Linked DNA regions of Homo sapiens: region 2 is linked to region 1. A link is a loop called in an ENCODE intact Hi-C map of the cell type or tissue named here. Cell type or tissue: CD4-positive, alpha-beta T cell. All regions are shown on one strand. Each heading gives the region's core, and the rest is flanking DNA. Links, peaks and the distances in the headings are about the cores only. Region 1 has its middle 27 kb from the start of SYNM. Region 2 has its middle 48 kb from the start of IGF1R.

Region 1 (15,959 bases), core at 2,864-10,863:
GATGCATCAGTCCCCGTGTACCTGCTGGAGGGGAAAGGTGTGAGCAAGAGCTTTGCCCGTTGCTGCTATGAATTCACCTGAAATAAATTAATTTGCTCTGTGCTAGTTACAGGCATGTTACAAAGCTTCTTCTTTTAAAGTGGCAGCAAATGTCTCCTGATATTAATGAGGATAATTCTGGGGGAAAAAAAGTCTCTAGAAAGGTTTTTTCTTCTTCCAGAACGTTAGGCTGTCCACATCTCATTACTTGGGGAAGGTTCTCTTTCTCCTGCCTCTTCCACGTTATTAAAAACCAGTTTGTTCCCATGTTCATGTGTGGCTACAGGATTAGACCACATGCAAGAAATTCAACAACAATTGGAACTGGGATTGGAATTGGGGTCAGACTGGGGAGAAAAAGTCTGCCAGCTCTATTTGCAGAAACCCACATGGAAGATAAATTGCAGTGAGAAACTCTGACAGTCGAGTGAAATAATTAATACATCACTGTGAAGTATTTGAAATCACATTCCTCAATATCATTTTCCCCATTTGGCTGCTACCAGTGAATTGAGCTGTGTGATCCTATAGTGTAGTGCTGCTCTCCCCCCAAGAAGCTCACTGGGATTAGGAAATGCTAATGAATTAGGTGGCACATGACTCTGAATATGCTATTATTACACCTACGTTACAGATAAGAGACTGAATCATCAAAAAAATGTAAGTAATCTGCTTGGTGTCAACTTAGAAGTCACGGTGATGGGCTGGGCGTGGTGGCTCATGCCTGTAATCCCAGCACTTTGCGAGGCCAAGGTGGATGGATCACTTGAGGTCAGGAGTTGGAGACCAGCCTGGCCAACATGGCGAAACCCCGTCTCTACTAAAAATACTAAAAAATACCACCGGGCATGGTGATTGGCACCTGTATTCCCAGTTACTCGGGAGGCTGAGGCAGGAGAATAGCTTGAACCTGGGAGGCAGAGGTTGCAGTGAGCCAAGATTGTGTCATTGCACTCTAGCCTGGGACACAAGAGCAAGACTCTGTCTCAAAAAAAAAAAAAAAAAAAAAAGTCATTGGTGATGATTTGGAAGGATCCGCTGCCCTACCCTGGCTGGTATAAATTCATAGCTTCCCCCAGGCCAAGCCTAACAGACAAAAGTGAGGGGGAATATATGTCCTGAAGTCTCTGGCCTTCAGACCTCTCCCCATTGTGTGAGGGGGGGAAAGGGGAGGCTGGGAGGAATCCTGCAGAGACAGGAGGCATCTGGGAGGACCAGTGTGGGGACTGCACACCTGCTGTTGACTGACTGTTGCTAGGAGGACAGGGTCAGATGGATTCCAAATAGAGAAACAGGCACATTGCTCCAGGGCTGCAGCTTCGGGCCCCTCGCTCAAAGTTATCTAGAAGACCTGTATGTCTTTGACATATGGCCCTGAGGGGTGTGGAGCAGGTGAGGAGGCGGGGTGCCTTGCACTTTCCCCAGTCCATTCACCTCCTATTTTGAGGCCAGGAGGATGGGACAAGCTTATGTCTCCCAAAGACTGCTGAGAAGAGACCACTCACATCGCTTTGAGCTCGGTCCAAGAGAGGAACCAGAGCTGGGAAACTTGGAGAGGTCACTGGGTCCTGAAAACGTTGTCATTTCAACCCTGGGTGGGGGGGGCTTTTATGTTTGCAGGAGATGGAGGCCTGCAAGCGTCTTTGGGAAGGTGTTTCCCTAGGTTCTGGAAAAGCCACCCAGACAAGCACACACGTAGGGATGCCATCTGCCCCATGCATGTGCGGGTTCTTGAACAGGGATGCAAACTACCGACTGCATCCACCCTTCTGATGTGATCTGTTTGGCCTAAACAATGTTTTAAAAATAAACAAGTTCACAGTTAAAAATGAGAATCTCCTTACTTCTTTTTTATGTTTGTTTGTTTTACTTTGAGATGGAGTCTCGCTCTGTCACCCAGGCTGGAGTGCAGTGGCACAATCTCAGCTCACTGAAACCTCCGCCTCCCGGGTTCAAGTGATTCCTGTGCCTCAGCCTCCAGAGTAGCTGGGATTACAGGCGCGCGCCACCACACCTGACTGATTTTTGTATTTTTAGTAGAGAGAGGGTTTCACCCTGTTGGCCAGGCTGGTCTCAAACTCCTGACCTCAAGTGATCCACCCACCTCAGCTTCCCAAAGTGATGGGATTACAGGCATAAGCCACCGCGCCCGGCCTTACTTTTTTCTTAAAGCAACAAAATCTGAAAATCTAGCATTGCTCCACCTACATTTGCAGATGGTCCCAACTCCCCTCTGGACAGGGTTTGTCGGCTCCAGTGCACCCCTCCTCCATAGCACCGATATTGCTTGTAGCTCCCCCACCCCACATGGAAGCTGAACACTTATCACTTCATTTGCACCATTGTTTTCATTATAGAAGAGCCTGTGTTTCTTTGTACCTGGGTCTCTATCAAACATAGATCAAAATAATATGGTAAGGTGTCTCTGTGACTCCTCAGAGGCATTTGGGTTTGCATCCCCTGATATAGGAGATTTTCTCTCTTGAAGTCAGAAGTCAGTGAGGTTTCTTCTGGATAATATTTTTCCTAAAAACGGACCTAGACAACCTGCAGCATCCAACTGTTGTTTGTTTTTGAGGAAATATTAATAATAAAGCTAACATTTATTGAACACTTGCTCTGTGCCTGACAATTTTCCAAGCTCTTTACATGAATTTTTTTTTTTTTTTTTTTGAGATGGAGTTTCGTTCTTGTCGCCCTGGCTTGAGTGCAATGGCGCGATCTTGGCTCACTGCAACCTCCACCTCCCGGGTTCAAGCGATTCTCCTGCCTCAGCCTCACAAGTGGCTGGGATTACAGGCATGAGCCACCATGCCAGGCTAATTTTTGTATTTTTAGTAGAGACGGGGTTTTACCATGTTGGTCAGGCTATTCTCGAACTCCTGACCTCAGGTGATCTGCCCGTCTCGGCCTCCCAAAGTGCTGGGATTACAGGTGTGAGCCACGGTGCCCAGCCTACATGAATTAATTTAGGTAATTCTCACAAGGATATGCAGTAAATACAATTATTGCTAATTTATTTTTTTTTAATTTTTTTTGAGACAGGGTCTTGCTCTGTCACCCAGGCTGGACGTACAGCAGTGCGATCATGGCTCACTGTAGCCTTGACCTGGCTCAAACGATCCTCCCGACTCGGTCTCATGATTAGCTGAAACTATAGGCACGTGTCACCATGACCAGCTAATTTATCTTGTTTTGTTTTTTTGTTGTGATGGGGTCTTGCTTTGTTGCCCAAACTGTACATTACTGCCATTTAATAGGTGACGAGACAGAGGCATAAAAAACTTGAGTAATTTTCCCAGCGTCTCTCAGGGAGGAAGTGGCAGAGCCAGAATTCAAATGCAAGTATCACAAGCCATGGGGCCCCAGAGATGGGGCAGTTACCTGCTATGCTATCCTGTCTGTGTGGGGCTTTCCTGGACCAGTTTTCACAGGTTCATCAGTCAGGATGGGCTACTAGACCATGCTACATACAGAAGTAACCCTCAAATCTCAGTGGCTTAAAACAACAAAAGCTTATTTCTTGCTTATGCCACATAATTACTGAGGGTCAGCTGATGTGTCATCGTGGTCCTGGACAGACAGAGCTAACCCATCTGGAACACTGCCAGTTGCCATGGCAAAGAGGAAAGAGAGCATAGCCCCTATGTATCAGCTCTTAAAGGCTTTTCCCCTAGAAAGTGGAGCTCATCACTTCTGCTCCAGTTTCACTGGCCAAAGCAAGTCACATGGCCAAGCCCAACTGCAAGAGGCTGGGACAGTGCAACCCTCCTGCAGAGAGAAGGGCTGATGAGCAGTTTGCAGAAGAGGAGATGAAGCTGACTTGCAAGATGCGCATTTGTGAGCCTCAGGAAATAAGTAGAGCTGTTTGGGGGCCCAGAGGACAAAGTTTGCACAGAGTTAGGAAGATGGCTTTCCTCCCTACCTCTGCTGCAGCTCCTTAGACAGCACTGGTGGCTTCAGAAAACTCAGGATGCCCACTTATCAGGACTATTGGCATGCAAAGGGGCACATTTCTGTACCCATTGCTTTGCATATGCTGTTTCCTCTGCCTGGGTCTCTTCCCCACCCCACCTCCTCACCTACTTAGTTCCTTCATCCTTCATATCTCATCAATAAGTTCAGTTCCTCTGGGAAGTCTCTCTTATAGCTTCCACTGGATTAGATGCCCTGCTATACTGCATAGCACCCTTTGGTTTTAATTGCCTGCACTTATTAAAGATTATCCTTGCATGTGGATCTGCATGATAATGGGATTGTGCTTATTTTCCCAAAAAGCCTGGAAGCTTCATGAAGGCAGGCTCCAAGACTGTCTCACTCACCTTGCACCCCCAGCACCTGGCACAGTATGAGGCACATCACCAAGTCTCTCCTTAGTGCCAATGAATGCCAGTGAAGACAGGCCATGCAGTGGGGGACTGCAGCTGATAAACAGGACTGTGGGAACATGGGAGGTTCCCCTTCTAGGACTTCAAGAAATAATTTAGGGGAAATTTCCAGGGGTTCAGAGGTCCTGTAGCTGAGGTAGAGTCAAGACAGGAGAGAGTTCATAGGAACGATAAGCAATATTTTATCAGAGGCCCCCCAGAACCCCTGATCCTGAGTCAAGGATCAGGAGGCAAGCAGTTTATATGAGAGGTGATCTCAAGGCCCACAGGCAGGGGACTAGGGAAGGAGGCAGGAATGGGGAGGAAGCCAGCCATTCTCGTTATCAACGTGGCCACTGGAGCACATCCTACCCAGCACACGCATTCTGGGTGTAGTGTAAAACACATGCCTAGAGTTATCCCATCTAAGCAGTGAGGGAGCTGGGGTATTTATACACCGACTCCAGTTGATCATTGATCCAGGGTTGCTCTCAGGGGGCTGCCAAGTGGACAACGGAGATGGCTTCTGCAGCAAGAGAAAACCTCAGATGGAAATGCAGGTGCTGGCAGTTGCAGAGCAATGGGTATGGGCAGGGCACAGTTGGCATGTGCTTCACTAAGGAAGAGTCCATTTACACCATTCTCACTGTGGCATCTCCTATACTGGTGAGAGCCGAGGTTCTACTCTAAGCTTCTCAACATCCATTTTGCATTTTTTGGCTCTCTGGGAGTGCTCTGGGAAGTCCTTACATAGACTCAGGCTAGTCTGGTGTAGAATTTACGTTTACGGCTTGGCCATATCTCTACTGCTATTTCATTCATCATTCATTATTTCACTTTACAGACCCCTCAAATGCTTACTGAATTTCTCTGTTTGGCAGGCACTGACCTAGAGGCTGGGGTACAACAATCAGATAAAGCACAATCTCTGCTTTGAAGTACTTTATAAAGCAGTATTTCCCAGGATTTAGAGAGGTGCTAAATGCCAAACAAGATATTTTGTTAAATAAGTTTGAAAAGCTTTGCAAAATACAACCTCTTCTTGGATAACTGCAAAGCACATTGACATATTAAAGGCTCTGAGAATGTCTGCAGAAAAGATATCTGTTTATTTTACCTAGGATTTTCCACACTTATTTGGCATTGGAGCCCTTTTCTACCAAATTGCCTTTATTAACATCCCAAGGAACTTGAATTCTGTGGAACATACTTTGACAAAGTTATTGGATTTCCATCCAATCCACTGAAGGCCTTAATAGAGAAAAAAAAGGGCTGAGTAAGCAAAAATTCACTCTCTGGTCTTTGAGCTGGGTCATCAGCTTCACTCTCTGGTCTTTGAGCTGGGTCATCAGCTTCACTCTCTGGTCTTTGAGCTGGGTCATCAGCTTCACTCTCTGGTCTTTGAGCTGGGTCATCAGCTTCACTCTCTGGTCTTTGAGCTGGGTCATCAGCTTCACTCTCTGGTCTTTGAGCTGGGTCATCAGTCCTTTGCCTTTGGAATTGGACTTGAACTGGAACTTACATTATTGCCTCTCCTGGTCTCAGGTCTTTGGCCTCAAGACTGGAACAATACCATCAGCTTTCTTGTGTGTCCAGCTTGCCAACAGCAGATCTGGGGACTTCTCAGCCTCCATTATCATGTGAGTTGCTTCTTCATCATATATGATATATCCTGTTGCTTCTGGTTCTCGGAGAACCCTAACTGATACAAATTTTGGCTGAGATTTTTGATGGGATGGTCCGCAGGGCCTCATGGCTCACAGGCTGCTTTATAGATGAATAGCTACAAAGGAAATCTCGAATCCTTCACATTAATTACCTGCCCTGGGATACAGACACTATCTGTCTCCTCATGGAGTCAGAGTTCTTGGTTCTCAGAAACATATAATTTGTATATTCATTAAAAACACTATTTATACATTCTGATGGGAAAAAGTCCAAATAATAGAAACACTGACAGTAATTACACTTAGTTTTGGAGCTAATTTTATTGAAAAATTGTCCTTAAATTGTTTCTTGACTTTGCCCTTAATCATGACGTGTTAAACACTCACAGGAAATCAGCATATGGCTCTTTAATGAACCAGCAGTGCATGACCAAGAAGTGTGGAGGTTGGTGTTTATTTTGAGATCAAAGGGAGAAAAATGAAGCCCAGAGGTATTTGTTTTCAGAAAAAAAAATCACACTCTTGTGTGTGAGGGTGACGGGAATCTTCTTAATTTAAGTTTTCTCCTGACTGTCCTATTTACTCCCACCACTAATCTGAATCTATAAATAGGGTTTAAATATTGCCCCTCTGGCTGTTTACTACACAGTCAATTATTTACTTTTAATTAAGAGATTTCCAAAGAGCATCCTTCCATTTCACCCTTGCAGCCAAACAACAGAGGGTGTGGCCTTTCCACAAAGAATGACTTTCTGTAACTCACATCCAAGAAAAGACACTGAAACAGGAAGAGACTAAGGAGCAGCTCCTCTCTGACTTGAAGGAAAGTCAGGCTTAATGATGATAATTTTTTCCCCCAGAACTTAAAAAAAAGCTGTATGCTCACTACGTGATGCAGGATGAGGCCCGAATCTGGCACAATTCCTGGTCCCAGGTCTGTTCCGTTCGATCCTTGGTTGCTTCCTGCTTGCCTCCGTCCTTCACCTCCCCAAGAGTTCGGCAAAACCCTGGTTGTCGAAATGCTGTAGTGTGGATAACACGCCATCTAGTGGTTAACAGGACAATTGCAAAAATAGCTTCACAGGTCATATGTCAAACTATTCCAAAATTGGGCTTCAGACCTCAGTTATCTATGCCACTGGTCCTCAGGGTTTGCTTCACATGAAAATCACCTGAGGAGCCTTTAAAAATCTGATGTCCAGGCCGTACCCCATCACAATTAAATCAGAATCTCTGGATGTAGGGCCCAGACATCAGCGTTTTTAAAAATCCCCAGGTGATTCCAAAGGGCAGCCAAGCTTGAGAACTGGTGACCTTTGCAACCAAAACAATGGATTAAAAGGTAGAAACACTTTATGCAGTGATTATAAATCACATGTATCATAAAAAACATTTCCTGTATAAAGCATATATAGAGGTTGCTTTTTTCCTTCTTCTTCATACTTGGATTTTATTGATTTTGTTTAGACAGGGTCTCACTCTGTCCCCCAGGCTGGAGTGCAGTGGTGAGATCTCGGCTCACTGCAACCTCTGCTTCCTGGGTCCAAGCGATTCTTGTGCCTCAGCCTCCCGAGTAACTGGGACTACAGGCGTGTGCCACCACGCTCGGCTAATTTTTGTATTTTTAGTACAGATGGGGTTTTGCCATGTTGGCCAGGCTGTCTTGAACTCCTGACCTCAAGTGATCCACCTACCTCAGCCTCCCAAAGTATTGGGATTACAGGCATGAGCCACCATGCCTGGCTTACAGTAGTACTTTAACATTGCTTTTTCAACTTAATATGTTATGGATATCTCATATAGTCAATACGCTAGATCTAACTCATTTTCTTTTTAAAAAACTTTTATTTTAGGTTCAGGGGTATATGCGCAGGTTTGTTATATAGGTAAACTCATGTTATGGAGGTTTGACGTACAGACTATTTTGTCACCCCAGTATGAAGCGTAGTTCCCAATAGTTATTTTTTTCTGATCTTCTTCCTCCTTCCTCCCTCCACCCTTAGGTGGTCCTCAGTGTCTGTTCTCTTTTTTGTGTCCATGTCTTCTCATCGTTGGACTCCCACTTATAAGTGAGAACATGCAGTATTTGGTTTTCTATTCCTGTGTTAGTTTGCTAAGGATAATGGCCTCCAGCTCCATCCATGTTTCTGCAAATGGCATGATCTTGTTCTTTTTTATGGCTGTATGGTATTTCATGGTGTATATGTACCATATCTTCTTTATAAAGTCTACTATTGATGGGCATTTAGGTTGATTCCATGTTTTTGCTATTGTGAATAGTGCTTCAGTGAACATAATGTGCATGTATCTTTATAATAGAATGATTTATATTCCTTTGGGTATATACCCAGTAATGGGATTGCTGGGTCGAATGGTGGTTCTGTTTTTAGCTCTTTTGGGAATCGCCACTCTGCTTTTCACAATGGTTGAACCAATTTACACTCCCATCAACAGTGTATAAGCATTCCCTTTTCTCCACAACCTCACCAGCATCTGTTATTTTTTCACTTTTTAATAGTAGCCATTCTGACTGGTGTGAGATGGTATCTCACTGCAGTTTTTATTTGCATTTCTCAAATGATCAGTGATCTTGAGCTTTTTTTCTTACGCTTGTTGGCCACATATGTCTTCTTTTGAAAAGTGTCTATTCATGTTCTTTGCCCACTCTTTAATTAGGTTGTTTTCTCCTTATAGATGCTGAATATTAGACCTTGCAAATATTTTCTGCCATTCTGTAGGTTGTCTGTTTACTTTGTTGATAGTTTCTTTTGCTGTGCAGAAGCTCCCACATTTTATTAGATCCCATTTGTCAATTTTTGCTTTTGTGGAAATTGCTTTTGGTGTCTTCACCATGAAATCTTTGCCAGTCCCTATATCCAGAATGGTGTTGCTTAGGTTGTCTTCCAAGGCTTTTATAGTTTTGGGTTTTACATTTAAGCCTTGAATTCATCTTGAGTTGATTTTTGCATATGGTGTAAGGAAGGGGTCTAATTTCAATCTTCTGCATATGACTAGACAGTTATCCCAGCACCACTTATCAAACAGGGAGCTCTTTCCCCATTGCTTGTTTTTGTCAGCTTTGCCAGAGATCAGATGGTTGTAGGTATGTGGCCTTATTCAATGCTATTCCTATCAAACTACCAAGGACATTCTTCAGAGATCTAGAAAAAACTATTTAAAAATTCATATGGAACCAAAAAAGAGCGCAAATAGCTAAGGCAATCCTAACCAAAAAGAACAAAGCTGGAGGCATTACCTTACTCGACTTCACATTTTACTACAGGGCTACAGTAATCAAAACAGCATGGTACTGGTACAAAAACAGACATTTAGACCAGTGGAACAGAGCAGAGAGCCCAGAAATAAGGCCTGATTTTCAATAGCTGTGAAAAATGAAAAAGCATCCGTAAATATGTGTCCTTTGAGGTATAACATCCACCAGTGGATTTCTTTGGTTAGATGGTGTATATGTTTGACATTTAACCAAAGCTTCTGGCCAGCGTTCTTCATCCAAAGGACAGCAATTCACTCTCCCACTAACACTGTATGAACTGTTCCATCTACACCTTCATAAGCACTGAATGCTATCAAGCTTTTTAATTCTTGCCAATATGATTTGTGAGAAATGCTATCATGTTACCTTATAAAATACATTGCATTTCCCTGTCTAGTGAGTCTGGGGATCTTTCATTTATTGACCATTTTCATTTCCCTTCCTATGTATTGCCCAGTCACGTCCTTTCTGCATATTTCTATTGGGTAAGTTTTTTTCCTTATCAGTTCCAAGAGCTCCTTATATATTACAGATATTAACTCAGAAATCAAGAATGTTGCAGATATTTTCCCCAATCTGTTCTTGTGTTTTAACTTTTATTACTTTTTATTTATTTATTTATTTGAGACAAGGTCTTGCTCTGTTGCCCAGGCTGGAGTGCAGTGGCCCAATCACGAACTCCTGGGCTCAGACAATTCTCCCACTTCTGCCTCCATGCCTGGCTAATTTATAAATTTTTTTTGTAAAGACAGGGTCTCCCTAGGTTGCCCTGGCTTCTCTTGGCGTCCTCAAGTGATCCTCCCACCTTGGCCTGGCAAAGTGTTGGGATTACAGTCATGAGTCACTGCACCTGGCCATGTTTTAACTTTTTATAGTCAAGCTTGTCTTTTCTCTTCTGGATTCTAGATTTCCTGTTATGCATAAGCAATACCCCCCACCCATGCCATGCTCCAATCTTGAAATTATACACATTTTCTCCTAAATTTATTCCATTTTTTTATTTTTCATTTAGGGTTAATTCATTCATAATGATTTTATTCATGGCTGGAGGTGTTATTTTCCAGATCAATAACCAATTATGTTAGCAGTATTAATTAAATAAATCATCTTCTCTCCCACTGAACTAAAATGCCATCTTTATCATGTATTAAATTTGAATATATACTCAGATTTTTTTTGACTTTCTGGTCTTCTGATCTGTACACTTATTTATAAGCTAAAGTCATACAGTTTTAAAATTATTATATTAGTTTTCTAGAAAGTTTTAATAGCTGGTAAGGGAATCCCACCCACTGTCTTTTCACAATTAAATATTTTTGTTGTCAGTTCTAAAACATTTAGAATTTCTCCAATATAAATGCTAAGTACTTTTTGTATAGCCCCAGGAAAACACCATTGATATTCTGATTGGAATTAATTTAAGGTACATATTTATTTGGAAATCACTGACATTTATGATGATTAATTCTTCCCATTCAAGGACATCCTGTGTCTCACAATTAGTTGAAATATTGTTTTTACACCCTGTAACAAAATGTATAGCTTTCTTCATGGAGGTCTCATAATTTTTGGTAAATTTTAACAGTTAATTTTTCTAAGTAAATAATATAATGGCTATACAGCACTTAACCCAAAAATCCAGTGTGTAGTAACTATTACAAATGTTAGGTATTAAAATTATTGTTGTTATTTTGATTATTAGCTTTACTTATTCTCATTGAGTAAAATCATAGAAAATATAAAGCTTGAAAAAGCTCTTTGCTGGTTAACTCACATGGACCCTCGATATTGTAAAAATGTAATTTCTCCCCCAAAATTGATCTATAGAATCAATACAATTCCAATAAAAATTCTAGGAGATTGTATGTGTGTGTGTAAATTCACAAGTTGCTTGTAAAATTTATATAGAAAGACAAAGAGCCAAAAATAACCAAGCCAATCTTGAAGGAAAATAAGAGGACTTATACTAGAGGATATTGAGACTTCTTATGAAGCTCAATAATTAAGACAATGTGGTATTTGGAGCAAGATTAGACAAATGACGAATAGAACAGAATAGTCTAGAGGTACACACACATGCTCAATTTATGACAAAAGTGACAAGTCGGAGCAATGGGAAGGTATGATCTTTTCAATAAACAGTGCTGGGTCAATTAGAAATCAATGTTTATGTTAATCTCTATAAACATTTTACACTAAAATCAGTTCCAGATGGATTATAAATCAAAATATAAAAGGTAAAACAAGAAAACATATAAAAGACAATATAGGAGAATGCCTTCATGACCTTGGGATAGACAAAGATTTCTTTCACAGGATACAAAAAAACAAAAGAAAGTAAAATATTGGCTGGGCATGGTGGCTTATGCCTGTAATCCCAGCACTTTGGGAGGCTGAGGTGGATGGATCACTTGAGTTCAAGAGTTCAAGACCAGCCTGGCCAACTTGGTGAAACTCTGTCTCTACTAGAAATACAAAAATTAGCCAGGCATGGTGGTGGGCAACTGTAATCCCAGCTACTCAGGAGGCTGAGGCAGGAGAATAGTGTGAACCCAGGAGGTGGAGGTTGCAGTGAGCTGAGATCACAGCACTGCACTCCAGCCTGGTTGACAGAGCAAGACTCCATCTCAAAAAAGAAAAAAAAGTAAGTAAAGCATTAATAAATTGACCTATATTAAGATTAAGAACTGTTTATTGAAAGGCACCATTATTTGGCTCAGCATAAGAAAATCAATCAATGCAATATACCATATTATTGGAATAAAAGAGAAAAAACAACATGACCATCTCAATATATGCAGAAAAAGCATTTGACAAAATCCACCGCCCTTTCATAATAAAAACACTCAACAAACTAGGAATAGAAAGGAACTCCCTTAACCTGATGAAAGGCATCTATGAAAACCCCACAACTAACATCATTCTTAATAAAGAAAGACCTAATGGTGAAAAGGCAAAAGATCTAAGATTCTCCTAAGATCAAGAACAAGGCAAAGATGTCCATTTTCATTATTTCTATTCATCATTGTCCCAAAGGCTCTAGCCAGGGCAATTTGGAAAGAAAGTAAACTAAAAGGCATCCAGACTTGAAAGGAAGAAGACTATCTCTATTTGCAGATGAGATGATCTTGTATATAGAAAATTCAAAGGGATACATACCAAAGAAACTTATTAGAATAAATGAGTTTAGCAAGGTTGCAGAATACAAGATCAATATACAAAAATCCATTGTATTTCTATATATGAGCAATGAGGAATCTGAAAATGAAATTAAAGAAATAATTCCATTTATAGTAGCATCATACGGAGTAACACAGGAGTAAATTTAACAAAAGATGTGCAAGATTTGTAAACTGAAAAGTACAACACATTGTTGAAAGAAGATTTAAAGAAATGAAAAGACATCCATGTTCATGGATTGGAACACTTAATATTTTTAAGATGGCAATACTCTCCAAATTGATCAACAGATCCAATTCAATTCCAAGCAAAATCCCAGCTGCTTGTTTTGCAGAAGTTGAAAGCTGATCCTAAAATTCATATAAAATTTTCTGATTCAAGGGACCCAGAATAGTCAGAACAATCTTGAAAAAAAAGAATGAAGTTAGAAGACTCAAACTTCCTTGATTTCAAAACTTACTACAGAGCTACAGCAATCAAGGCTTTGTGGTATTGGGATAAGGATAGCCATATAGATCAATGAAATAGAATTGAAAATCCAGAAATAAACCCTTGTACTAATGGTCAATTGATTTTTGACAAGCATGCTGAGGCAATTTAATGGTGGGAAGGAATATTCTTTCCAATAAATAGTGCTGAACAACTGAAGATCCACGTGCAAGGTGTGAAATTGGATCCCTACCTCACACCATACCCCAAAATTAACTTAAAATGGTGGATCATACACTAAAGCTAAAACTATCAAACTTAGAAGGAAACATAGGTGCAAATCTTTATGATTTTGGATTAGGCAATGATTCTTTAGACATGATACCAAAAGTACAAGTAACCAAAGAAGAAATAGATAAATTTGACTTCTTCAAAATTAAAAACTTTTGTACTTCAAAGGATGCCATCAAGAAAATGGAAGACAGCCCATAGAATGATAGAAACTATTTGCAAATCATATATGTGATAAGGGACTTGTAGTCAGATATAACTCTTACAACTCAACAAAAAGAAACAAATAATACAATTTAAAAATGAGCTAAGGATTTGAATAGACATTTCTTTCTCTTTTTTTTTTTTTTAAAAAAAAAACAGAGTCTCACTCTGGCAACCAGGTTGGAATGCAGTGGCATGACTTTGACTCACTGAAACCTTTGCCTTCTGGGTTCAAGTGATTCTCCTGCCTCAGCTTCCTGAATAGCTGGGATTACAGGCATGTGCCGCCATGTCTGGCTAATTTTTGTATTTTTAGTAGAGATGGGGTTTCACCATGTTGGCCAGGCTGGTCTTGAACTCCTGGCCTCAAGTGATCCTCCTGCCTTGGCCTCCCAAAGTGCTGGGATTACAGGCATGAGCCATCGCACCAGGTTGAACAGACATTTCTTCAAAGAAGATATACAAATTGCCAATAAGTAGATGAAAAGATGCTGAACATCATTAATCAGGAAAATGCAAATCAAAACCACAATTAAATACCACTTTCTATTCTCTAGGATAGCTATAATAAAAAAGATAGACAATAGCAAGTGCTGTCAAGGATGTAGAGAAATTGAACCCTCATACCTTGCTGATGGGAATGTAAAATGATGAGGTTGCTTTTAAGAACAGTTTGGTCATTCCTCAAAAGGTTAAACAGAGTTACATATGACCCAACAATTTCACTCCCAGCAATAAATTCAAAAGAATTGACATCATATGTTCACAAAAAATTTTGTACACCAGTGTTCATAGCAGCATGATTTATAATGGCCAAAAAGCAAAAAAAAATTCAAATGTCCATCAGCTGATAAACTGATAAACAAAATGTATTATATGTATACAATGGAATACACATGTCACAACATGGATGAACTTTGAAAACACTTTGCTAACTAAGCCAGACACAAACGGTCACACATATTGTATGATTCTATTTATATGAAGTGTCCAAAAAAGGCAAATACAGAGAGACAAAGTTTAGGTTAGTGGTTGCCAAGGATGAGAGGAGAAGGGAATGGGAAGTGATAGTTAAACGGAATGGAGTTTTTTGGGGGATGATGGAAGTGTTCTGGAATTGGATAGTGGTGATGAATGAACAACCTTGTGGATATACCAAAAACCACTGAAACATACATTTTAAACATGTGTATTTTATGGTATGTAAATTAGATCTCAATTTTTAAAAGATCTCATTAAGAAAAAGAAAAGTCAAGACTCAGTGTGCGAGGAAATATTTGCAATGTGTAACCATAGAGGTACAAACCAGAGATACAAGAAAGTACCTGTGGCCTGGCGCGGTGGCTCACGCCTGTCATCCCAGCACTTTGGGAGGCCGAGGCGGGTGGATCACGAGGTCAGGAGATTGAGACCATCCTGGCTAACACGGTGAAACCCCGTCTCTACTAAAAATACACAAAAAATTAGCCGGGCGTGGGGGTGGGCGCTTGTAGTCCCAGCTACTCGGGAGGCTGAGGCAGGAGAATGGCGTGAACCCGGGAGGCGGAGCTTGCAGTGAGCCGAGATTGCGCCACTGCCCTCCAGCCTGGGTGACAGAGCAAGACTCCGTCTCAAAAAAAAAAAAAAAAAAAGAAGAAAGTACTTGTATTTCACACATATAAAGAACAAAGCAGGCAGGACGTGGTGGCTCACGCCTGTAATCCCAGCACTTTGGGAAGCCAAGGTGGGCAGATTGCTTGTGCCCAGGAGTTCGAGACCAGCCTGGGCAACATGGGGAAACCGAACTCTACAAAAAAATACAATAATTAGCTGGGTGTGGTGGTGCGCGCTTGTAGTCCCAGCTACTCAGGGGACTGAGGTGGGATGATCACTTGAGTCCAGGAGGTCGAGTGATGGCACTGCCGCACTGCACTCCAGCCTGGTGACGCTACCGCATCCCAGCCTGGTGATGTCACCGCACTAGTGACAGCCTAGTGACAGAGTGAGACCTTTTCTCAAAAGAAAACAAAACAAAGAAACAGAAAAGCAACTCAATGAGCAAAAGACACACAGGCCTGCAGAAAAATGAGCAAAAGACGTGGACACTTCATAAAAGAGGTTATTAACATAGCCAATAAATATATGAAAATAAATGTTCAGTTTCATTAGTAATCAGAAAACTGTAAGACCCTAATCCTAACCCGACTACTACTCCTAACCCTAATCTGAAACCTTAACTCTAAATCCTACCATAATGGCTATAATTTAAAATTTAAAACTCTTGGGACATTACCCTTCCTCTCCTCCCCAGAGGGAACCACAGCTCTTGCTGCTACTGGCTGGTTGTGTTTTGAGTTTGAATGGTATATTCTTTTGAATCTGGCTTCTTTCACTCAATGTTCTGTTTGTGAGATTCACCCACACTGCTATGTCTCGCACCAGGTCATTCATTTTGGTTACTGTGTTGTATCCCATTGTAGAATAGATTATGGTTTACTTATTCATTATTTCTGTTGCTGAGCATTTGGG
Region 2 (15,959 bases), core at 3,671-11,670, 480 kb before region 1:
AACCCCGTCTCTACTAAAAATACAAAAATTAGCCGGGTGTGGTGGCGGGTGCCTGTAATCCCAGCTACTTGGGAGGCTGAGGCAGGAGAATTGCTTGAAACTGGGAGGCAGGCGTTGCAGTGAGCTGAGATCGCGCCACTGCACTCCAGCCTGGGTGATAAGAGTGAGACTCCTCTCGGGGAAAAAAAACAAAAAGAAAACCAAAGGAAGTTAGTTAGGCTCAATCGCTCCTGCACCTGGATCCCTGGCTGCTGGTGGGGTGGAGGTGGGAAAATTGCTTGAGCGCAGGAGTTTGAGTCCAGCCTGGACAACATAGCAAAACCCTGTCTCTAAATAAACGAATAAGTAAATAATAAAAAGCGAATTCCTATAAGATTTTGCGCATTTTCTGATGTGAGAGGCATAAACATTGGTCATCTGGGGCTTCGAAGACCTAATTAAAACAATCCATGTGAAACAAAACTTTGGCTTCTAGTCCTGTCGGACCAGTAGCCTCAGTAAAGTCACTCTGCTTTTCCAGATCTCAGTTTTTCCTTTTGGAATACAAGGAAATTGAGACACATTATTTCTGATGTTAGTTTCAAAGCTAACATCCTATGGTTCTAGGAAATATATATATGAATTCTTTTGAAGGAGGGTCCTAAAAAATGCAATGCCATTTTAATAGAATTAGCAAATTTAGGCTGAGTGCAGTGGCTCACGCCTGTAATTCCAGCACTTTGGGAGGTCAAGGCAGATGGATCACCTCAGATCAGGAGTTCAAGACCAGCCTGGCCAACATGGCAAAACCCCATCTCTACTAAAAATACAAAAATTAGCCGCACATGGTGGTGCATGCCCGTAATTCCCTGGCACATGCCTGTAATTCCAGTTATTGGGGAGGCTGAGGCAGAAGAATTGCGCGAACCCAGGAGGTGGAGGTTGCAGTGAGTTAAGATGGCGCCACTGCACTCCAGCCCGGGCAACAGAGCCAGACTCTGTCTCAAAAAAAAAAAAAAAAAGGAATTAGCAAATTTGTATATTTTTTAAAAATTCAAATTAGATTTAAATATTAAAGGTCCTTCTATCAGTATTTATATCCAAGAACTAACGGTCACGAGGTCACATAGAGAGGTCAGAGTGACCACAACATGGAATATTGACTGAGAAACTGATCACTTTTTTTTTTTTTTCTTATTGGAGACGAAGTCTCACTCTGTCATCCAGGCTGGAGTGCAGTGGCGCAATCTTGGATCACTGCAACCTTCACCTCCTGGGTTCAAGCTATCCTTCTGCCCTCTGCCTCCCAAGTAGCTAGGATTACAGGCGTGTACCATCATGCCCGGCTAGTTTTTGTATTTTAAGTAGAGACAGGGTTTCACCATGTTGGCCAGGCTAGTCTTGAACTCCTAACTCAACTGATTCGCCTGCCTTGGCCTCCCAAAGTGCTGGGATTACAGGCGTGAGCCACCACGTCCAGTCCAAACTGATCACTTTTAATATTTATTCTCAATTAACTAGGCTTCCAGGTGTAAGAGTAACACCCACCCACACCTATCACATCACTATTGTTTCTTTGTTATCATTTGTTTTTTGAGACAGGGTCTCACACTGTCACCCAGGCTAGAGTACAATGGTGCAATCATAGATCACTGCAGCCTCAAACTCATGGGCTCAGGTGATCCTCCTGCCTCAGCTGCCCAATTAGCTGGGATTATAGGCACACGCCACTGTGCCTGGCTAAATTTTTTGTTTGCTTGTTTGTTTGTTTGTAGAGACAGGGTCTCAATTTTATTGCTCAGGTTGGTCTCAAACTCCTGGCTTCAAGTGACCCTCCCACCGTGGGCTCCTGAAGTGCTGGGATTATAGGCATGAGCCATTAAATCTGGTCTCACATAAATATTATTTTAGGTCAGCCTCTTTCTGATAATGACACTATAAATATCTAACAATACAAGGCAAAGAAAAACCAAATTGGCCATAAAATGAGAGTATGAATTGTAAAAAAAAAAAAAAAGCTACAAAGGTCAGCCCTGATGAAAAAAATCGCATTATTTTATCACTGGAACTGTTTTGGCAAAACCCTACTACCAAAGACAATAGCTGAGTCACCCTTTGTTCTTACTTAAATTGGTACATGGTTTTCGTTATGGCCTAGATAATTTTCGTTAAATTTTAGTTTATGTTTTTGGTATTAAGCTCCAGTTATACTGTTTTTCCCATCATTTGCTATACAATTTGGTTCCTGCTTTCAATGTTTTGTTTGTTGGTTTGATTGGTTAGTTTTGGTTTTGTTGTTGTTTAAGTAAGGGATGATTCCTCCAGTATTGATCATCAGGCAATGAGAACCCATTAAACTTACTGAAGAAGACCAAAGAGACTGCCAATTTAGAAAGAGTGGGCTGGGCGTGGTGGCTCACACCTGTAATCACAGCACTTTGGGAGGCTGAGGCAGGCAGATCACCTGAGGTCAGGAGTTCAAGACCAGCCTGGCCAACATGGTGAAACCCCGTTCTCTACTAAAAGTACAAAAGTTAGCAGGGCGGGGTGGTGGGCACCTGTAATCCCAGCTACTTGGGAGGCCAAGGCGAGAGAATCGCTTGAACCCTGAAGGCAGAGGTTGCAGTGAGCCAAGATCGTGCCACTGCACTCCAGTCTGGGCGACAGAGCGAGACTCTGTCTTGAAAAAAAAAAAAAAAAAAAAAAAGAAGAAGAAATAGTGGCCAATACTCAAGTAAATTGCCAAGTATAATGGATCACCAAAAACTTGCTCCATAGTGTCAATACTGAAGGGACTTGGGACTGAGTGAGAAGAGGGCTGTGGGGGACTTGTTGCAAATCCTGTTTGGATAATAATAGGTATTGTTTATTGAGGGCTTACTATACTTCAGAGTTTATACATACCATCTCTTTTAAACTTCACAATGATCTTACGAGATAACGACTATTATTTCTCTGATTCTGTAGACCAAGAAGCAACCATAGAGCTGTGCCAAATGGATACATCTACTAAGAGACTAAGGAAGACACAGACCTAGTCAGTCTGGCTCCAAAGCTCAGACTCATATATGTCAATAGTTCTTAAATCACATGGGGTCGCTAGAGGAGGGCCAGGGACCTGGGTCCTTTCGAAAGTTTCTCAGATATGGCTGAGTGCGGCGGCTCACACCTGTAATCCCAACACTTTGGGAGGCCGAGGCAGGTAGCTCATTTGAACCCAGGAGTTCCAGTCCAGCCTGGGCAGCATGGAGAAACCCCATCTCTACAAAAAAAAAAAAATACAAAAAATTAGCTGGGTGAGGTGGTGCACGACTGTAGTCCCAGCTGCTCGGGAGGCTGAGGTGGGAGGGTCACTTCAGTCCAGGGAGTCGAGGCTGCAGTGAGCCATGATTGCACCACTGCACTCCAGCCTGGCTGACAGAGTAAGACCCCATCTTAAAATAATAATAATGACAATAATAATAATTCCCAGATGCTCCACTGTGCCACGAGAAAGGAGACCATTGGCTTAGAGGAGCACTTTGATTCCAACGTGCACATGAATTCCTGGGGAATCTTGTTAAAATGCTGACTCTGGTCAGGAAGTGCTGCAAATTCTGTGATTCTACGGTTCTAATAAACTCTTAGGAGAAGCTCGTGTGGATCCATGGCTACCGTCTGAGGAGCAACTAAGAAATTCTTCCTCTTTAGGGGTTGGGGGGTCATTTTGAAAAAAGTTCTGGGGGTGGTAACCCCCTGCCTCATCTGCAAACCACCCCTTGGTGGCATCACTGCAAGGGACCCTTGAAAACTCACCATCAACCAATTTTCCACAAGCAGGTGGTCTCCCTTGCTTCACAGGGAGGGGAAGTAAAGGAAAGATTAATCTTTCATACTCTGAGCCACAGCAATGCCAACTTGATATGGGTAGGAGTGAAAGGAGAGTCACCTCTAGACACCCTCTCTAGCCCCTTCCATCTTCGGTGGCTTTAACATCAGCCTGGGCAGCTGCTCACTAGTACCCAGGACTGAAGCAACTCCCTCTGTTCTGGCACTTCAAGGACAAACCTCTACTTTGCAAAGGGATCCTGAAGCCATTTTGGTTTCTTGTGGAGCACCATGATCAGTGCCAGTGGAGGGGGAATAGACGTGCTCCACCCTGGTGCCTGGGAGAAACGGAAAGCTTTTTTCTGAAAAGTGTTGCAACCCTCCTGCTTCTAGCTCCTGCTGCCCTCCAGTCGTCCTGTCCCCCAGGGACACACATTGCTGATATCAAATAACTTTTATTGTTTAAAGGTAACTGAATACATTGTGTACAGAAAGATACCGTCATTACCAGATGGACCTAAAATCTACATGATGCAAACAGGCACTAAAAGACACATAGAGAAAGTGAGTGTGCCAGAGAATTACATAAGGCTAGGGTAGACAGGGAGTCACGAGGATGGTGAGATGTTTATTGTCATGACCGTATGTGTGTAAAAAAGGAGCTGTGCCGTTTAACTTCAAAGTGGATGTGAAGAGCAGTGTATACATTTGAGAGCTGCTGAGACAAAGCTCAAATGCCAGGAAACTCCAAGCATTTGGCTTCTGCCACTTCCAAAGAGATGTGCGCATGTGTGTGTGTATTTAAGAGGGAGTGATGAAGAGGGAGCTATTTAAAGGTAATCAGGATGATACAATATTTCCTTTCATTATGTTGCATTGTATCTGGAACTGGATCACGTGGTTTCCACATCTTGGCCATGATGCTTGGGCTTTTTCACTTACCAAGAGCAACATTGAAGTCCCCTGCGAATATGCCCCAGAGGGACCCCAGGAAAGAATGGCGCTGCACACTACTCCCACTCTGAAAACTTCTCCAGGTCTTTAAAATGTCCAGACCTGGGTGGGAAGGAGTCTTCTCTCTCCAGAAGTTATATCTCCAAAACAAATTATTGGTTCGTTTTGTTCTTTGTTTTTGCTGTTGTGTGTTGTGTGAGTTGGAAGGCTCCTGAGCCAGACATGGGAGGGGAACATGCAGCTTGGCACCTGCGTCATTGTTGACACCCAACTGGTTCCTGTCCCACATGTACCACCTCACCAAACCATCACGTATCCTTTGCACATGCAACTCCTCCTTTCTAGAAGCAACAGCCTGTGTCCAAAGCTACTTGCTTTGTGGAAGGGCCCCTCAGCCACACCCGGTTTGATCAGTTTTGCTTTCTTAGCACTCCCCACTCCCAAAGAGTGTCTTGGAGCAGGATCTATGACTCACTGGTTTACCAGGAGTTCACAGCCCCGAGTCATTTAGGATCAGAACATCAAGAACAAAGAAAAGCCCCAGGATGCCTTCTAGGAATCTTATGGCATCCAAAAGGAAAAGTGAGGGTTCCCTGGACTCTCTAATAGCCTCGTGAAACACCAAACATACATTTTAAAAGACCAGAACATCTTCCATCCACTGCTACATCATGAATCCTCATTAAGATGACACTTTGCTCCGAAAATATTCCAGTTGGCATTTTAAGATATTTCCTTTTTAAAACTACTTAAATATCTGATGTGTGAAAAACATTGAATTTTACCATTTGTAATTGGAACCAACATTAAGCAGAGTTTGTCAACAAGGTTTGTGTAGAAATGTATATATACAGACTTTTCATGTACATATATAGCATATGTTGGATGAAGAGATTTATGAAAATACACAACATATAATTCCGTAAAGCAATAATTTGTTAAGCAAAAGAAAAAAATACATTTCAGGGTAAATTTTAGAAGATTTTTTAAAAAACTTTACATGAGAGTTGACTTTATGAGAAAGCATTCCCCTCTGGTAGGTCTGATTGTATCATTGGTGTCTTTCCCACTAGACTGTGAGCTCCACAGTCTGCAGAATGGGAATGTGCAATCTGTGTTTTCACTACCAAATCTCTAGCTCGCACTCAGCACAGCACTTGGCACTACAGTACGGTTCTACAAGCATTTGTTGAATTAACTAAGTTATATTTGACTGCTAGGAAAGCCCACTCTTGCATTGAAAGAGAGAGAGAGAGGAAGGAAGGAAGGGAGGGAAGGAAGGAAAGAGGCTTATTGCTTTCAAATTGATCTATTTAATTCAACACCTGCGAAAGCAATCCTGTAGCTTGGTGTTCCAGCTCTGGTTGTATATGCAAGTCTTAGTCATACTGGCTAATATTGACGGCTTATCACACATCACAGGTCATCTTACCAGATCTTAACAACACTTTTTTTTTTTTTTTTTTTTTTTTTTTTTGGAGACTGAGTCTTGCTGTATCGCCCAGCCTGGAGTGCAGTGGAGCAATCTCGGCTCACTGCAACCTCCACCTTCCAGGTTCAAGTGATTATACTGCCTCAGTCTCCTGAGTAGCTGGGATTACAGGTGCCTACCACCATACCCGGCTAATGTTTGTATTTTCAGTAGAGACAGGGTTTCACCATGTTGGCCAGGATGGTCTGGAGCTCCCGACCAAGTAGTCCACCCACCTCAGCCTCCCAAAGTGCTGGGATTACAGGCGTGAACCATTGCGCCCAGCCACAACACCTTTCTAAGTAGGTAGAATTACCATCATCACTATGCCCATTTTACAGATAAGGACAGTGAGGTTAAATTGTTGCCCAAGGTCACAGAGCCAGCAAGGGGTAGAGCCAGGATTCAAACCCAGGTCATCTGGCTGCACGCCCCAGCCTGAATTGCTGTAGATGCAGTTCTGCAAACCCATTCCTGGGAAAGAATGCTTTATTTTTAGGTGATAAAGACAAGCCATCTACTTCTGCAAAATCTTACATTTTAAATTTGAAATTCAAAGTTAGCAAAGCTCCAAATCAGAACCTACTGAACTCAAATCCAAGCTCAGAAGATGTGACTTCCAGCAAATTACTTAACATCATTGAAGGCTGAAAAAATACCTGTCTCCAAGAGATGATGTGCGGAAATTCTCTGGCTCCTGGTAGGCATGGAACTAATGATCACTAAGTGCGTTTAATGTCCTTGCTAGAGTAAAGAAAGCACTGGGCAAAGCTCATGGCTCCTAGTAGGTCCTCCGTGTCTGTTTTCTCCTTCTCCCTTCTTCCGTCTTTCATACACGTCGGGAGAAGAGTGTGGATATTATGTCCACATCATTGAGATAAAAGATATTTATCAACAAACAATTGCAGTTGCAACGGGAAAGCAAGACAAGAGCATGGGATCCATGGTTTGTGTGAATGCAGATAGCAGGGATGCGATAGCATACATATGGCAAATATTATGTGCCTAAAAGCTGGAGAGCTGCAAAACAGACCATTCCTATTTATAGTGAGAATAGACAGCCCGCAGGCTTTGCCACCACGTGTTCCTCTTGCTGCTCAGGATGAATGGGGGCTTCAGACCAAGTCCCAAGTTTTTAGTTAACAATCCACACCAAGTTTTAGATATAACATTTCCAGGGCCCCTATGTCATGAACTAAATATGTGAGGTTCAAAAAACTGGAATGGAATTTAATTTGCAGTGGGATCAGGACCTTTTGCGAGTAGCTGATGACCTAGGGTGGATGTAACGCATACACATGTGCAGGAGAGAGCTTTAAGCACCAGGGCAGAGCTGAGGCCTTCTTAAAAAAAAATGGTAAATACAATTCTGAGAAAAATCAGGCCCCTGTATTTCTTGAGCTGGAGAGAATTGGGCATACAGGTATGTTTACAAAGACTGAGCTCGCGGAAGAGGTTTTAAAAGACCAAAAAAAAGTCTCAATGGGAAAAGATACCTTCTGCCCTGCCTCCGCCACCTCCTGCTCCTCCTCCTCTCTCTCTCAGCTCATGCGCATGTACACACACACATACACACACACACACACACGCACACTTACACACACTGCACTGACGCACACATACACACACTGCACTGGCAAGGATCCCATCCCCAAGGCTCCTCGCTCCGGAGGGTGGTCACTCCCCAAAGAATGTGCTCTTTGGGGTTCCCCTGCGAGGGAGCCTGCAGCCCTCTCTCCTGGCCCTGCCTGCTCTCTGTCGGTTGCTTTCACTCTCACTTTCTCTTCCTGGAAGCCGTTTCCTGATTTACACTGATAGCCTGAAATCCTATGAATTCAAAGCTGCCACACTGTGTTCATAGCAAACATATAATATATTATTTAGTTCGTTTTCAATTACAAAGATATTTCCTTGAAAACAATCATTCACAGGAACTTGGCCATGTTTTAAATATGGGAAATAACAAAGTGGCCAAGGAAAGCCTTAGTAAACACGCAGGGAGAGCACACCAATCAGTCTTCTTATAGACATTTTTGTTTCCTTACAAAAACTTGAACCTTCATAACTTTTCACAGTAGAACACTGAAAGCCAAGAGACACAAATCATTCTAAAATAGTGAGTTAGCCATACAAAATTACAGAAAAGTCTAGATAAGTTGAATCGTTGGTTTCACTTTTTCCTTTCAAAACACCTTATTGTTAAGAAAGTAAGGCCAAAAAAAAGGAAGAAAGTTAAAAAGCCAAATTGGAAAACAATGGGAAAAAATATTTGAAGGACCTTTTTTTTTTTTTTTTTTTTTGAGATGGAGTTTCTCTCTGTCCCCCAGGCTGGAGTGCAGTGGTGCAATCTCAGCTCACTGCAACCTCCACCTCCCGGATTCAAGCAATTCTCCTGCCTCAGCCTCCCAAGTAGCTGGGACCACAGGTGTGCACCACCATGCCTGGCTAATTTTTTTGTATTTTTACTAGATACGGGCTTTCACCATGTTGGCTAGGCTGGTCTCGAACTCCTGACCTCAAGTGATCCACCCACCTTGGCCTCCCAAAGTACTGGGATTACAGGCGTGAGCTACCACGCCCAGCCAGATCCTATGTTTGATAAGGGACTAACATCCAGAATACATAAAGAATTCTTTCTTTCTGTTTCCCGGCCCCACCAAGGCAGAGTCTCTCTCTGTCTCCCAGGCTGGAGTGCAGTGGCACAGTCACGGCTCACTGCAGCCTGGACCTCCTGGGCTCAAGCGATTCTCCAACTTCAGCCTCTCAAGTAACTGGGACTACAGGCATGTGCCACCAAGCCTGCCTAATTTTTATATTGTTTGTAGAGACAAGGTTTCACCATGTTGCCCAGTCTGGTCTCAAAATCCTGGGCTCAAGAGATCCCCCTGCCTTGGCCTCTCAAAGTGCTGGGATTACAGATGTAAGCCACTACACCCAGCAGGAATTCATATAGCTCAATAACAAAAAAAAAAGACAAATAACCCAATTGTAAAATAAGCAAAAGATTTGATTAGATATTTCCCCAAAGAAGGTATACAATGACCAATAAGCACAAGAAAAGATGCTTTGCATCAGGAGTCCCCAAGCCTGGGCAGTGGACTGGTACCAGTCCATGTGGCCTGTTAGGAACCCAGCTGCACGGCAGGAGGTGAGAGTCGGGCCAGTGAGCATTACTGCCTGAGCTCTGCCTCCTGTCAGATCAGCTGCAGCGTGAGATTCTCATAAGAGCATGAACCCTTTTGTGAACTGACATGCGAGGGATCTAGGTTGCACACTCTTTATGAGAATCTAATGCCTGATGATCTGAGATGGAACAATTTCATCCCGAAGCCATGCTGCTCCCTCCACACCACATCTGTGGAAAAACTGTCTTCCATGAAACTGGTCCCTGGTGGCAAAAAGGTTGGGGACCACTGCTCCACATCATTAGCCATCAGGGAAGTGCAAGTCAAAACCACAGTGAGATGCCACTTCACATCTTCTAAGATGGCAATAATAAAAATGACAGATGAAAGCAAGTAGTAGTAAGAATGTGGAGAAATTGGAACCCTCATATGCTGCCGGCGGAAATGTAAAATAGTCCAGCCACTGTGGAAAACAGTGTCACAGTTTCTCAAAATGTTAGACACAGAGTAGCCATATGACCTGGCAGTTCCACTCCTAGGTGTTTACCTAAGAGAAATGAAATCTGGCCAGGCGTGGTGGCTCACGCCTATAATCCCAGCACTTTGGGAAGCCAAGGTGGGCAGATCACCTGAGGTCAGGAGTTTGAGACCAGGCTGGCCAACATGGTGAGACCCTGTCTCTACTAAAAATACAAAAATCAGCTGGGTGTGGTGGCACATGCCTGTAATCCCAGCTACTTGGGAGACTGAGGCAGAAGAATTGTTTGAACCCAGGAGGTGGAGGTTGCAGTGAGCCAAGATGGTGGCATTGCACTCCAGACTGAGCAACAGAGTGAGACTCCATCTCAAAAAAAAAAAAAAAAAAGAGAGAGAAATGAAATCTACATCCACAAAAGCTTATACATAAATGTTCGTAGCAGCGTTATTTATAATAGTAAAAAAGTGGAAACAACTAAAGTGTTTATCAACTATGAATAGATAAAATGTGGTATATCCATGTAATGTAATATTATTCAGCCATAAAAAGGAATGAAGTGCTGATATATACTACAGTGTGGATAAATCTGGAGAACAGTATCCTAAGTGAAAAAAACCGTGAATAAAATAGCACATATTATATGATTCTGTTTATATAAAATGTCTAGAATAGGCACATCTATAAAGATAGAAAGTAGATTAATGTTTCTCTAAGACTAGGGGTGGTGAAGACGGTAGGGAATGACTGCTAAAAGGTTTGGGGTTTATTTTTGGGGTGATGAAAATGTTCTAAACTTAGGCTGGGTGCAGTGGTTCACACCTATAATCCCAGCAGTTTGGGAGGCTGAGGCGGGTGGATCGCTTGAGGCCAGGAGTTCCAAACAAGCTTTGGCAACATAGTGAGATCCTATCTCTACAAAAAAAAGAAAAAAAAAAAACCATAAAAATGAGCTGGCCATGGTAGCACGTACCTGTAGTCCTAGCTGCTCTGGAGGCTGAGGCTGGAGGACCGCTTGAGCCCAGGAGTTCAAAGCCGTCGTGAGCTAGGATCAAGCCACTGCACTCCAGCCTGGGTGACAGAGCAAGACCTTGTCTCTAAAAAAAAAAGAAAGAAAGAAAAGAAAAATCTATGCTTTAAAATTAGATCATGGCGGATGATTGCATAACTCTATGAATATAGAACACCACTGAATTTAACACTTTAAATGGGTGAATTTTATGGTATGTGAATTATATCTCAGTAAATATATTTGAAATATAAAATTAGTACATAGTTAACATCTCTGTAACTCTGTGCTAAACACCTTAATTTATCATTTTGTTCATAACACACCATAGCACACCTGTTAGACTATTTCTATCCCTAATGGTTAAAAAAAATGTTTTGACATTAAATTGGAAAGAAATGACAATGGTTAGGAGTTAAACTTTCCACTTTTCTCAATATAAGTACTAGAAAATGTCATCATGCAAAGAACAGAATTCATTTACTTCATAGAACAACAACGGATGTACTTTTCAAGGTCCTTCCTACTGAAGAATGCTAAGCACTTAAAAAAAAAGTAATTCTTTTGAGAATTAGAAACACCACCTAAGTATTTTTTTCAAAACTTTCAAATAAACACACCCTAACAATTATTTTATTTTCTCAGGCACTAGCTAAATATCTCAAGTGGGGGCTTTTTTGGTGGTATTTCCCACCCCCCAAGCCCTTGCGTGCAGGTAGTGCCTCATAAGTGTTAAGAAAGTCTATGCACAAAGTAAATGACATCTGCCTACAGGATAGTGGTCCTGCTGTTTACAGTATTTCCACTGGATACACGAAGAAAATATGGAATGATTTTCACACAATTTCTCTGAGTGTTAGGCCATGTATTCTCCTGCTCCTTCTGGAGATTCCAATTCAATACGTGCTCACCCACGAAGCATCTGGGACACACAGGGCATGTGACAAGTGCTTCCCAGGGAACAAAGGTGAGGAAGGTGGCTCCCATCCTTGTGGCACCTTCCATCCACGTGGAGATGAGAAGATCAGCCAACCAGGAGCATCACAGAGCAGGGCCTGCCATCAGAGTGGGTGAGCTTCTTGGGGAGCCTGGGTTTGATATAGACCTGGGAGAAGGAGAGAAGGCAGCAGAAGGAGGGAGGAGTGCAGGGAGCAGGAGGGGGTCTTTCCAGACAAGAGGAACATCATGAATAAAACCTGGATCCTGAGAAGAAAAGGACCAACCTGGGAGAAGAGTTTGGGGGAAGGTGGAGATGACTCAGGGAAGCAACAAAGCCCATTTTCTTTTCTTTTGTTTTCTTCTTCTTTTTTTTTTTTCTTTTTTTTCTTTTTTTTTTTGACAGAGTCTCGCTCTGTCACCAGGCTGGAGTGCAGTGGCGGGATCTCAGCTCACTGCAACCTCTGCCTCCTGGGTCAGCCTGCCGAGTAGCTGGGATTACAGGCACGCGCCACCACACCCAGCTAATTTTTGTAGTTTTAGTAGAGACGGGATTTCACCATGTTGGCCAGGATAGTCTGGATCTCCCGACCTCATGATCCGCCTGCCTCGGCCTCCCAAAGTGCTGGGGTTACAGGCGTGAGCCACCGCACCCGGCCTCAAAACCCATTTTCAGTGCCACTGGATGAGCAGCTCTGCTGGGAAAAAGTGAAGGAGAGGGAGCCAGGAGCACCTGTGGAATACGGATTTGGCAAAATGCCACCCAAGGAAATGAGGACATTGGCTGCTGATTCCAAGGGACTCTCCTCTGCACATGCGCGCTTAGCAGGGTAGATGCAAAAGGCCCTGTGTTAGGGAAGGAGCTCCTGTGTCAGCTGATTGACTTCTCCAGTGATGGTTGGTTCTGCCGCGGGCCAGGACGACCAGCAACAGTAGCAAAGTCCGAAGTGTTGCACGTACGCTTGCTGTTTTTATGTTGGGTCTCAACGGACTAATAATTTATGGAAATATTTCATCATAGTCCAAAACAGAAGCAGAAACTTCCAAACAGTATTTGTTTGGAAGTTTGGGAAGGACCTGAGAACACAGAAATGGCAGTTAAAAACTCAGCATGAACCCAGCAGCAGAGGCTTAGAGGCTGCAGGCAGCGGGAATTCCATTTTCTAACAATCCCAGGAAGGATGAGAGTTAGTGGGGAAAAGAAAGTTATTGAACAGTGGCCGGGAGCAGTGGTTCATGCCTGTAATCCCAGCATTTCGGGAGGCCGAGGTGGGCGGATCAGAAGGTTAGGAGTTCGAGACCAGCCTGGCCAACATAGTGAAACCCCGTCTCTACTAAAAATATAAAAATTAGCCAGGCATGGTGATGTGTGCCTGTAGTCCCAGCTATTCGGGAGACTGAGGCAGGTGAATTGCTTGAAGCTGGGAAGGGAAGTTGCAGTGAGCCAAGATGGTGACACTGCACTGCAGCCTGGGTGACAGAGCGAGACTCCATCTAAAAAAAAAAAAAAGTAATTGAACAGCTTCTGTTTCTCCTATCTGTTTCCTAGGGCCCCTCCCACGTGGCAGATGGGTAGTTTCTGGTATTTACCTTGACTGCTAGGTGAGCTAGTTGGGGCAGGAAACAACACTGAGGTTCCAATGGTCTCAGGAGGAGATTCCTTCCTCCTCATTCATTTATTCCTGGAAGGAAATCATTTCATCCTCTTGTACTTCAGGGAACTTTCTACAGCTTTTCACAGAGTAGTGGACTAAGGATTTTCTCATCACCAGTGAGAGAAAGCTAAATGAGAAAGTTGAAGAGGGGTTGGGAGATGAAAACACAGGGGCAAATTGCATGGAAGATGCCTGCTCTTCACTCCTAAGATGCATGGGCCTCTCAGTCTACCAGGTAACCCCAACCCTCTCTGCAAGGCCATGCTTTAGCCTCTGCTCTTCTAGAACCTTCCTTGGCACCCTCTCCACGGCCGCCAAGATGGCAGCAGTTCTCTCTGGAACCATGGAATCTCACCCATCCTCCCGCCTGACCTCCCTGAGCTGGTTCTGAATCACCAGTCTCTCTCTTGGACAGAAGGAGGAGGCTGACCCAGGCATTGTCTGTGGGTCTGTAGCTTCTAGAGTGATACCGGCACACGGTAACCCCAATAAATGTTTGCTGAGTAAAAAACCAACGGTCTCTTTGGTATCTGATGGTAAATGCAGATGGAAAAGGTCACCACGGACATCTTTTCTTCTTGCTTTGCCCTCAGTGGAGTCTACCTGGCCAGGGACCTGATCTCTTGACCTTTGAAATGGAGCAGAAAATAAAAACGTCTCAGGATTTAGGGATGCCCAAAGGTCACCTGATCTAAACTCCTACTTTTATGGATGAGAAAACAGGACTTTCCAGTGCTAACCCCAATTTAACCTGTCCCCCAAGTGCCCAGAACTTGCTGTGAGATCCTGTTATACATGGGAACAGACAGGGAGGGCGTTGGGTAGGAACAACTCCTACAACTGCAGGAAGTAACATACAGATGATTGGCTCTAGAAGTGGGGGACCTTGGCTCAGGTCCTAGCCCCTCTGTCATTTGGGCAAATCCAGTAAATTTTCAGCCTCAGTCTCCTCATCTAGAAAATGGACAAGAATCATTGTAACTATATGGTTTTCATCACAGGACTTTCGTGAAACATTTGGTCTGAAGGCTCTTGGAAATCTGTAAATGCCTTCTACATGTTAGCTATGGTTTCATTTGTTGTTATTTTCCATAAACCCAAGCCTATTTAAGAAGGGAGAAGACATAATTGCAGTGTGGCAGTGAATTTTATAAATGCTGAGAGATTCTAAAGATGGGACACCTGAGGATGCTCAAGGTTATTTTATTTTATTTTATTTTATTTTATTTTATTGAGATGAAGTCTCATTCTGTCACCCAGGCTGGAGTGCAGTGGTGCAATCTCAGCTCACTGCAGCCTCCGGCTCCCAGGTTCAAGCAATCCTCCTGCCTCAGCCTCCCAAGTAGCTAAAATTACAAGCATGTGCCACCATGCCCAGCTGATTTTTGTATTTTTAGTAGAGATGGGATTTCATCATGTTGGCCAGGCTGGTCTCGAACTCCTGACCTCAAGTGATCTGCCTGCCTTGGCCTCACAAAGTGCTGGGATTACAGGCATGAGCCACCATGCCTGGCTTTTTTTTTTTTTTTTTTTTGGCAAGGTCTCACTATGCTGCCCAGGCTGAGGTGCAGTGGTGCAATTTTGGTTCACTGCAGCCTTGGCCTCCTGGGCTCAAGTGATCCTCCCACCTCAGCCTCCTGAGTAGCTGGGACCACAGGCATCCCCACCACACCCCACTAATTTTTGTATTTTTTGTAGAGTCGGGGTTTCTCCATGTTGCCCAGGCTGGTCTCAAACTCCTGGGCTCAAGCAATCCACCTGCTTCTGCCTCCCAAACTTCTGGGATTTCAGGCGCATGCCACCACACCCAGCCGGGTTAATTTTCAATGGATCCAGCCTGTCCCTTCAGGACAAATGTAGTCCAAGTCAACTGTCTGGGGCCAAGTCCTGAAGTCTCTCATTTACCTTCCTTGGCTGGCATTTTCTGCCCTGCTGTAAAGAGATAGCAAGGCCCCCTTCTGTCATTGTCTTGGGTGATAGATGGGTGAGGAAACAGGGGTGGTTGTGTGGTCAAGGCCCCAGGACACTAAGGAGACCCTCCACTCCTGTCTTCTTCCCTATTTGGAGAATACACAAAAGCATAGGACCCCAGACCTGCCACTTGGCACCTGATTCTATATTTTCCCTCATGAATAAACTGCACATCATTTTCACACACACATCGTTTATAAATTAGTAGGTTCAATGGCTGAGATGTCTGATGATTTTCCTGGGTTTATTTATATAAGAAGAGAATACTTCTTGATTGATATATATCTACATCTATATCTATCTATCTATATATGTATCTGTTTAGAATGGATTCCTCCCAAATACAAAAGCAATGCATGCTCAATTCATACATTTACTCATTTATCCTCAGATTTTTTATCCTCTGTGTGTTAAGAGCTGTCCTAGACACTAGAGAAAGAGTAGTGAGCTAAAGAGACAGAAATCCCTGCCCTCGCTAAGCTTAGGTCCTAGTGAACTCTAGATGCAAAAAAATAAAAATTGAGGAAAAACGCAAAACATCCTCTTAATTTCAATTCCTAATGGTTTAGAAATGCCC

Evidence for each region. A loop is a pair of places that touch in the nucleus more often than their neighbours do. Peaks named below come from ENCODE experiments on the same cell type or tissue, not always from the same donor. Only the 100,000 strongest peaks of a DNase experiment are listed, where the experiment ranks them.
Region 2: a loop joins it to region 1, with 2.7 times the contacts of the local background. A loop is called at or near these places in 1 of 110 quality-filtered maps.

What each region holds. Positions count from the first base shown.
Region 1 is chr15:99,069,782-99,085,740 of GRCh38, forward strand. No RefSeq gene overlaps it. Among named protein-coding and RNA genes, the nearest start is that of SYNM, 27 kb to the right of the region's middle. RefSeq lists an enhancer at 3,292-3,481. In CD4-positive, alpha-beta T cell, for the core only: CTCF peaks have their summits at 7,112 (motif pointing left) and 7,313; a DNase peak (open chromatin) is centred at 7,100; H3K4me3 peaks cover 502 bases.
Region 2 is chr15:98,592,655-98,608,613 of GRCh38, forward strand. No RefSeq gene overlaps it. Among named protein-coding and RNA genes, the nearest start is that of IGF1R, 48 kb to the right of the region's middle. RefSeq lists enhancers at 1-231, 7,337-7,837, 7,838-8,338, 7,961-8,110, 12,386-12,886. In CD4-positive, alpha-beta T cell, for the core only: no CTCF peak of the experiment used is centred there; a DNase peak (open chromatin) is centred at 7,917; H3K4me3 peaks cover 933 bases; H3K27ac peaks cover 272 bases.